2 separate regions of the Homo sapiens genome follow, and region 2 is linked to region 1. A link is an interaction called in ENCODE POLR2A ChIA-PET data of the cell type or tissue named here. Cell type or tissue: Panc1. All regions are shown on one strand. Links, peaks and the distances in the headings refer to the core of each region. The heading gives the core; the rest is flanking DNA.

Region 1 (4,171 bases), core at 1,003-3,502:
TGTCTAAGGTAGTAACAGCAATAGTAATAGTGATAGTATAATCACTGAAATCTATTTTCTTTCTAGAGGATCAAATTTAAAATATCATAAAAGTATTTTCCTTTTCTTTGTATTTAAAAGTATGTATATCATTCAAGGATATCTGATTGAACTTTCACTAAAATGTATCAGGAAAGTCCTGTTACCGTGTGTGAGCTGGGATACAGAGGTCATGAGGTGAGATCTCCTTGTTTCATGCTTCTTTCTTTCTGCAATGCCAGGACTATGTGGGAGGACAGTGTTTACATTTGTGGCCGGATATATATTTGTGTGGAAAGCAAGAAATGCTTGAAGCATTATTTCAAGTTCATAAGAAGTGTGTGCTGTTATTCCTTGCAACTACTATCAACATGTATGGCTTCCACAACAAAATTTTTCCCCTTTTTTCTTTATCATCACTGGATGGAAATATACAGCTTACTGCTAAGATCATATTTCCAGGTTAGTGAGGTAAGAGTTCCTAAATCTTTATTTATTTCAGATCTCAATTATGAGGCTATATTGCAAGTTTGATAGTGTCTAATCCATCATAAGTACTCAATAAGTATTTGTTAAAGAACAAATGGTTTCATTAACTACAGAATGCATTGCAGTGTATTTTTCCACTATAAAATTTCTACCACCTTGAAGATATCAGAAAAGTTTCCTATATTCCTTGCCATTGCTTTTCTGCTCTCAGTTTAAGAGACAGCTTGCCTCTCATGATCAACTGCAGAAAACTTTGTGGTTTTTTGTTTGTTTTTGTTTTGTTTTGTTTTGAGACAGGGTCTTGTTCTGTTGCCCAGGCTGGAGTGTGCAGTGGCATGATCATAGTTCACTGCAGTTTTGAACTCCTGGACTTAAGCTCAGCTGGCACACATCACCATGCTCATTTAATTAAAAAAAATATATATATATATATTAGCAGAGACGAGGTCTTGCTATGTTGTCCAGGCTGGTGTCAAACTCCTGGCCTCAAGCAATCCTGCCACCTTGGCCTCCCAAAGCGTTGAGATTACAGGTGTAAGCCACCTCAACCAGTACCCTCCCTTCTTAAAAAATAGAGATAGGGTCTCATTCTGTTGCCTAGGCTGGAGTGCAGTGGCACGATCATAGCTCTCTGTAACCTAGAACTCCTGGCCTCTGCCTCAGCTTCCCCAAGTGCTGGGATTATAGGCATGAGTTGCCACACCTGGCAAGTGCAGGAGAACTTATAGAATCTTACAGAATTGGCCGGGTGAGTGGCTCACACCCGTAATCCCAGCACTTTGGGAGGCTGAGGTGGGAGGATCACTTGAGGCTAAGAGTTCGAGACTAGCCTAGTCAACATGGCAAAACCCTGACTTTTCTGATAATACAAAAAAAAAAATTGTCAGATGTGGTGGCATGCACCTGTACTCCCAGCTACTCAGAAGGCAGAGGCAGGAGAATCACTTGAACCAGGGAGGTGGAGGTTGCAGTAAGCCGAAATAGCGCCACTACACTCCTACACTCCAGCCTGGGTGACAGAGGGAGACTCTGTCTAAAATTTAAAAAAAAAAAAAGAATCTTATAGGATTTCTGGGTTAAACTTCTTTTTTAAAAATGCCAGAAGATATGCTAGCTGTTTTTTGAATGGAATGTTGTTGCACCTTGCACCTCATTTTTTTTTTTTTTTTTTTGAAATGGAGTCTCGCTCTGTTGCCCAGGCTGGAGTGCAGTGGCGCAATCTCCGCTCACTGCAAGCTCCGCCCCCCAGGTTCATGCCATTCTCCTGCCTCAGCCTCCCGAGTAGCTGGGACTACAGGCACCCGCCACCACACCCGGCTAATTTTTTTCTGTTTTTAGTAGAGACGGGTTTCACAGTGTTCACCGGGAAGGTCTCGATCTCCTGACCTCGTGATCCGCCCACCTCAGCCTCCCAAAGTGCTGGGATTACAGGCGTGAGCCACCATGCCTGGCCGCACCTCTATTTTTAAGCAGGACAAAATATCTTTGGAACAGCCAAATAAGTGAAGAGTGTTGAACTAATTGGAAGAAGATGAAACTTAATGGACTCCCCTCTGCTCACTTTTTTCTTATCCTTGGATTTGATTTTTGAATAATTTTATTTGGAGAATGATTTGGTGATACCCTGGAAGAGATTCGAGGGATTAACTGTAATGGCCAGTTGGTCGCAAGCCACGTAAGGAACCTCACATGATTCAGAGTGTGAACCATTCCTAAAACGGAAATTAGAACTGAAATTTTCACATGTAGACCTAGCGCTAATGGGAAATCAACATAGAAAAAGTTACGTTGCAACTGAAAACATTAGGCTTGGAAGCCAGACACATCACACTTTGATATCTTACAAGTTGAGTCACTTTAGCCAAACAAGTTTCCTCATCTTTACAACTAGGTGATAATGCCGTCCTCCCAGGGATGCTAATAGGCTGAAATAAGACAAACAGCTTGCAATAGACACATCCTGATATTCTTCTGTTATCATTGAGTGTGTTTGCAGGTTGAAGAACTCAGACAAGGAATGGATTTTTATATATTGGTCCCTCTCGCATTCAAATTTGTAGTTAGTAGATCAACAAAACATAGGCTTGATGAACCAACCCTTAAAACTATAGATACTGCCTTGTAATCTGTTCCTACACATTTATTTCTTATAACAGGGCTTAGGAAAATTTCTCTTTCAGTTTTAATGTTTCTCACTTGTTAAGTGAAGGTGTTCGCATAAGAGGAACTTCTAGGTTCCCACAACTCTCTAAGAGGAAGCTTATGCTGTTTTTGTTTCACTGTTGGTCCAACACAGGTCACAACTTTGGATTATTTTCCCTCCCAGTCCTGAACCCTCTTGGAAACACCCTTATTCTATGTCACCAGCCCCCATCCCTTATCTTGATAAAAAATTTGTTCAGATTGTATCTTTGGCCTGTCTATAATCTCAAAATAGGGGAGCCTCAAACACACATTCCTAGAATTTAGAGATAGCAATTTGTGAAATCATTAAAACTAGTCACAGTTTATGGCAAAAGTTTAAAAAACAAAACAAAACTTGTTGATTTCATTCACGTCTAAAAAATATTGTATTCATTTTTGTTTTAACCTCAGTGTTAGAAGTGAAATATGCAGACTGTGAAGCTGGTAAATGTTGGGGCATATATTTAAGGCAAAATACACTGTAGTCTCCTCAAAGCGCAGGAAAGAACAAAACTCTTATGCCCTGGATGTATGCACTGCACTGTTTGTAAAGGAAAACAGCTTCTCTCTGGGCCCAAGAGAAGCAAGAAGTGGAGGGACTGGAATCCCCCACAATGCAGTGATTTCCTCTTTTTCTATTCTTAGGCCACAGCAGTCTCTAAGGATATGCTAACATGTTCTTTCCTCACCAAACTCCCTGAGGAAAGGGTCCAGAGGAATGGCTCATATCAAGGGTCCTAGAACTTGGAATGAGGAAACCTAGAACTTGGAGCCAGACCTAGCAACTAGAGGGTAAATCCAGTTTCCCCAGTAACACCCCATCCCTCCCTGGGTGCAGTCCCTCAGCGATTAATCTAAGCTTCTGATACAGGTTATAGGGGCAAAGAGATAAAGGGCTAGAATTTCCAAGACTGGGTGGAGTTGAGGCTCAGAATTCTCAGCCTATTCCCCCCAGGGCGTACCATGCAGTTAGCCTGCCAGTGTGGGGGTGGTGGGCCGCAGGGAAAGTAGTGAGGGTGAGCTATGCCACTCACAGAAAGTCAAGTTGGTAACCAGTATGGGGTTACCTATGATATCGAGAAAGGGGCCCCCACTCCCACATCTTTTGCACCAGAGTCCCCCTCCCTGGTTAGCCTAGAAATGACCTGGACTCCAGCCTTCGGCTCTCTCATCTGCCTGGCACAGCCCTGCTACAGCAGCATCCTGAGGTGGAGGGCTCATCTCAGTAGCTCCCCCTTCAATAGCTAACTGCTTTTTGCTGAACAGTAATGCACTATCTCAGTTTGTTTTCTGTTCGTATTACAGAATACCTGAGGCTGGGTAATTTACAAATAAAAGAAATTTGTTCCTTACAATTCTAGAAGCTGAGCAGTCCAAGGTTGAGAGGCTGCATGTGGTCAGCTTCTGGCAAGGGCCTCATGCGGGGTCATAGCACGGCAGAGGCGCCACAGGGCAAGAGGGTAGGAGCCCGAGTGTCAGC
Region 2 (4,171 bases), core at 1,048-3,547, 140 kb after region 1:
ACTGCAGTTCTGCTTGGTTAAGTTGAAGAAGAGCAGAACCTGGGGTTGTGCTTGGGGCCGTCTGCTGCCCAGTCATAACTATTCTCTTTGTTCAATGCCGCTCTTCCGGCTCCCTGTCAGTTCAGCAGGGGAGTATCCCACTCTAGGAACAAGTTGTCTATTGAAATGAGATGCTTGTCTCTCTGCAGATGCAGTGGTATTCAAGTCCCTGGCTCTAGATAATACACAGTTTGGTATGTCTGGGCTTATTGCCAGATGTGCAGGTATCTCTGATCTTGGGAAGAACTGTTGGTGGTGGTAGCTTTTAAAAAAAAATTAATTTTTTTAAATAAAAGAAGGATGTTTGTAAGGTGCTATCTTTGATTGTAGTTGCTCTTTCCAGGATATGGAAGTTACTTTGGAGTATTACACGGGCAGCTTTTTGGCCTTGGGAAAAATTCTCCTCCAAATAACTCACTGGGCTTTGTAAGGGTTAGGAGGTGACATCTTGGTACCTGGTGAGTTCCATTCCCTTCACATACAGGGAAAGGAAGTTCAAGATAGTGGGGGAAGAACAGGGCTTTGGGGCCAGAAAGACCTCTGAGATCAAGTATGAGACCAGGTATGCGTAAGCTGTGTGACCTGGTAGCAATTTAAACTTCAATTTCCTTAATTCTATAAAGTGGATTCCTCATTGGGTTGCTGGGGTGATTAAATATGATGAATGACACTAAAGTACATAGCACAGTTGCTGGCTGAAAGAACTTAATAAGCATTATTCAATAGCACTAGGGAGGGTGGCGGTGATGGCAGTAGTAGTCACCGTAGCAGCAGTGGTCATGTAATCCTTATTGTTTATGATTTGCAGTGCTCAGTATCAATAAATGTAGTACCACTGTGATGAATGATTACAGGTCTCTCTGTATTATCAATGTAAAACCTGCACTCTCTGATTTGCAAGTTAGTCACTTAAGCCTGGCCGTTTCTGTGGCGTTTGGAATTCTAGTTTCAGCTGCACAGGAATATGTATGGCAACCAGAACAGGATTTTTTATGTGCTTTGTTCACCTAACTTGTGCAGGACAATGGCAATTTCCTTTGTATTGTGTGACGCAGAGTTCATAGGCATACATTTCACAAAGATGTTATCTAGACTGATTTCCTTCATTCAGCTCTAGCCTGGCTATTTAAAGTACTTGATTTGTGGATAGGGATATCCTCCCCCCACATTCTTGTAAGGCCAAAAAAAAAAAAAATGAATGGAACAAAAGATTTACAGAGAGAGCAAAGAACACACGCATTCATAATATTAACAAGGAACAACATTACTTAATAGTAAAAGGAAAACAGCTTAATAATAGTGGCTTGCAAACTACATCTGACCCACAGATTCCATTTGTGAATGGGTCCAGCCATGTGAACATTAAAGCTATATGTATTAGACATGTATGAGAATTCCCTGTAGCTTTTTTTCATAATATTACTGTAACAGGACGCTGCATCAAGAATGCAGTGCCTTAAGCACTTAACTGCTACCCTGCAAGACTTTACAGCTTAAAGTACTTCCCTTGTTCTCCTATCTTCAAAACACCCTGGGCTGCTGGGAAAGAGATCCAGACTTTAAAATGTACTATTGTTTGAGATTGCTTTTGAAAGGAACATCTATTTTATAAAATTTAATTAATGACTACCAATTACATTTCAGGATTTGAAAGAAAAAAAAAGCTTCTTTTTCTTCAACAGTTACCACTCTCTAAAAATAACTCTCAGCAAGTTACAAAATTAGAATTTCATTAAAAGCAAACTTAATTTTTCCATGTTCAAAGTTATGTGTTGCTTACAAACTACCTTTAGTATGCTTAGGCTGTTAAAGAGTTGACAGATACACTTTTCTCCAAGATCATAACAGTAAGTATTCACACTATGATGTCTGCATGTGTGTTATGCAGACAGAAAAAAAAAAAGAAAAACCCAAATTCAAACAGACGTGTAGTTAGGCTATAACGAGCATGTATAACACACTGCAATTATGCAGATATTTCTGTCAAAGAGATGTCATTTACTCAACAAATTTTCAAATAGCTGCTTTGTGCTTAGATGACTAATAGATTATTCTCGAGCAAATGTTAAGCAGCCATCTAATAGATCACATTCAACTATAAGTTCACTGTTTAACAAGTTATAATGGTGCTAATAATTGATAAAATTCCCTATATACATATAAGCTTAGAATTAAGCTAATTTTTCAACCTATTGTTTGACATCAAATGGAACACAAAGCTAATATGGAAGAGCTTGAATGTTGGAACAATCTAATTTTCTTGATGCTTCCCCAACAGACGCAACAACTACAGTATCTTCAGGATGCAAAGCCATACAGGCGCTGTCAGTTCCCTTCTACTGGGGGGCAAGAAAACCTCCCTTTGAGCTGTGGTGACAGGGTTACATGGGAGGGTTTGGTTGCTCTTCAGTTCAGAAGCCATCACTGCCAGCACCTGCAACTTGCTGCTCTGCACCTTCTGCTCTGACCACTGGTGAGAGAAGTCACTCCTTCCTTCTCTTGCTCTTAAGATCCCTCTTAAGTCCTGCAGGGTAACACCTGCTTGGCTGCCACAGAGGTGTCTGGGTCTCCTGGTGCCTTTATGGATACTCACCACTCATGCAGGGTCTTCAGGGAGAAGATGAAGAAATCAACAGCCAGCAGCATGAAGAATGCCAGCCTCTAGGTTGAGTGATTTCATTCACAGTTCCTCAACCTATGTGCAAATCACTTTCAAGTGAGGAACTTCTATTCATGTGAACAAATGTAAGCATCAGAACAAAAGTGCCTCAGTTCTGCTCATCACAAACAGATGACATTTGTGGGTGTACCAACAGCCTTTATAGAGAAAATGGAGGTATGATTTGGTAGAAAACATAGAGGCCAAGGCTCTCAGGAAGACAGATTTTGCATTCTCTGGTTATAGCCACAACATATTAGATAGTAAAATCACAGGAATGTCGTTGAACAAGTGGGCTGGGGTATAAAAGGAACCATTCTACAGCATGAATTCCAGTATTCTCCTAATGAAAAGGAAAAAGACCAAAGCATAAAAGTATGCTGATGTTATTAGAGAATATGGTCATTGCTACACAACTGGAAAAAGTGAGCATGGGAAAATGTCACTGGATCCAGGCAATACTGGTTTTATCCCCCCAGCCCCTGTATTTTATCAATGGTTGCACAGTGCCACTGTTGAAAATCTGTATAAATTCACAATTACTCCAATTATATGGAATAATATCTCGCAATGTAGCCATTTAAATCTGAATTAAAGCACTTAGAATGTATTTTCTTTAAGTGGCTCTTTTTGAAAAGATGTGAGAATTCCCTATTCTTTGAGGGCTACTGTTCAGTGAATATACAAACACATGTAAACTTTTTCTGCTACTGCAAGCTGAGGCAGAAGAGAAGGTAGGATATAGTTGATATAGGAGTTTACAGAAGAGTTCTGTGGCTTTTTCTGAGAACTCATATCTGGGCATACTCTGTCCCAGGGCAGTTCTATATTAGTGATAAAATTGGTCTACGTTGGCATTGCTTTCTTCACTCTATTATGGTGTTTGTTCATGGCCCTATGGGTTCAAACAAATTAAGGACAGGTTAACTCTTCTTACAAATGGTTAATAATCATTTAGTGATTAGGGAAAAATTGTCACTGTTGCTTACTCCTTATAGAGTGCATACCAGTGTTTAAAAAGATAAAGACATTTTTGATGGATACCTCCCACTATCTTTTATATTTATTCTTTCAGTCAACCATAATTTCAGAATAACAGACTTACCTATGCATAGCTACTGAGGAAGCAAGGTATAGTTTGGTAAATTTTTTAAATAATCTTTTTATCCTTTAGCATTAATTACCTCATTCACTGAATGCATCATTCTGTATACAAAATGTTATTACAAAGTGGATTTCATAAGAAATGCAATCTATTTTGCAGACTATAGTGATTGTTTACACAGGATAAATTAAAGGGGTGCTTTGCAACATCGCTTATGCTTAAAGGACAAAATATTAAGGAGGTTTAAAGAAAACTTACAGCTTAGTTTTGTGTCTGGTCAGGTATATGTAATTTTTAGTACAATAATAAAAAACAAACTTTCATGGAGTTCTGCAAAGGTCTTTCCTGTATATCAGCATGTATATGAA

The links. ChIA-PET counts read pairs that join two places held together with the same protein. Peaks named below come from ENCODE experiments on the same cell type or tissue, not always from the same donor. Only the 100,000 strongest peaks of a DNase experiment are listed, where the experiment ranks them.
Region 2: POLR2A ChIA-PET joins it to region 1 with 5 read pairs; 4 of 35 experiments call an interaction of 5 or more read pairs at or near these places.

What each region holds. Positions count from the first base shown.
Region 1 is chr12:66,070,876-66,075,046 of GRCh38, reverse strand. No RefSeq gene overlaps it. Among named protein-coding and RNA genes, the nearest start is that of LINC02425, 42 kb to the right of the region's middle. In Panc1, for the core only: no CTCF peak of the experiment used is centred there; no DNase peak of the experiment used is centred there.
Region 2 is chr12:65,933,276-65,937,446 of GRCh38, reverse strand. The region is part of intron 3 of HMGA2 (high mobility group AT-hook 2); the gene reads right to left. HMGA2-AS2 (HMGA2 antisense RNA 2) reads left to right here. Exons shown (of 4, transcript NR_199060.1): 4 at 2,318-4,129. Among named protein-coding and RNA genes, the nearest start is that of HMGA2-AS2, 13 kb to the left of the region's middle. In Panc1, for the core only: no CTCF peak of the experiment used is centred there; no DNase peak of the experiment used is centred there; H3K27ac peaks cover 2,384 bases.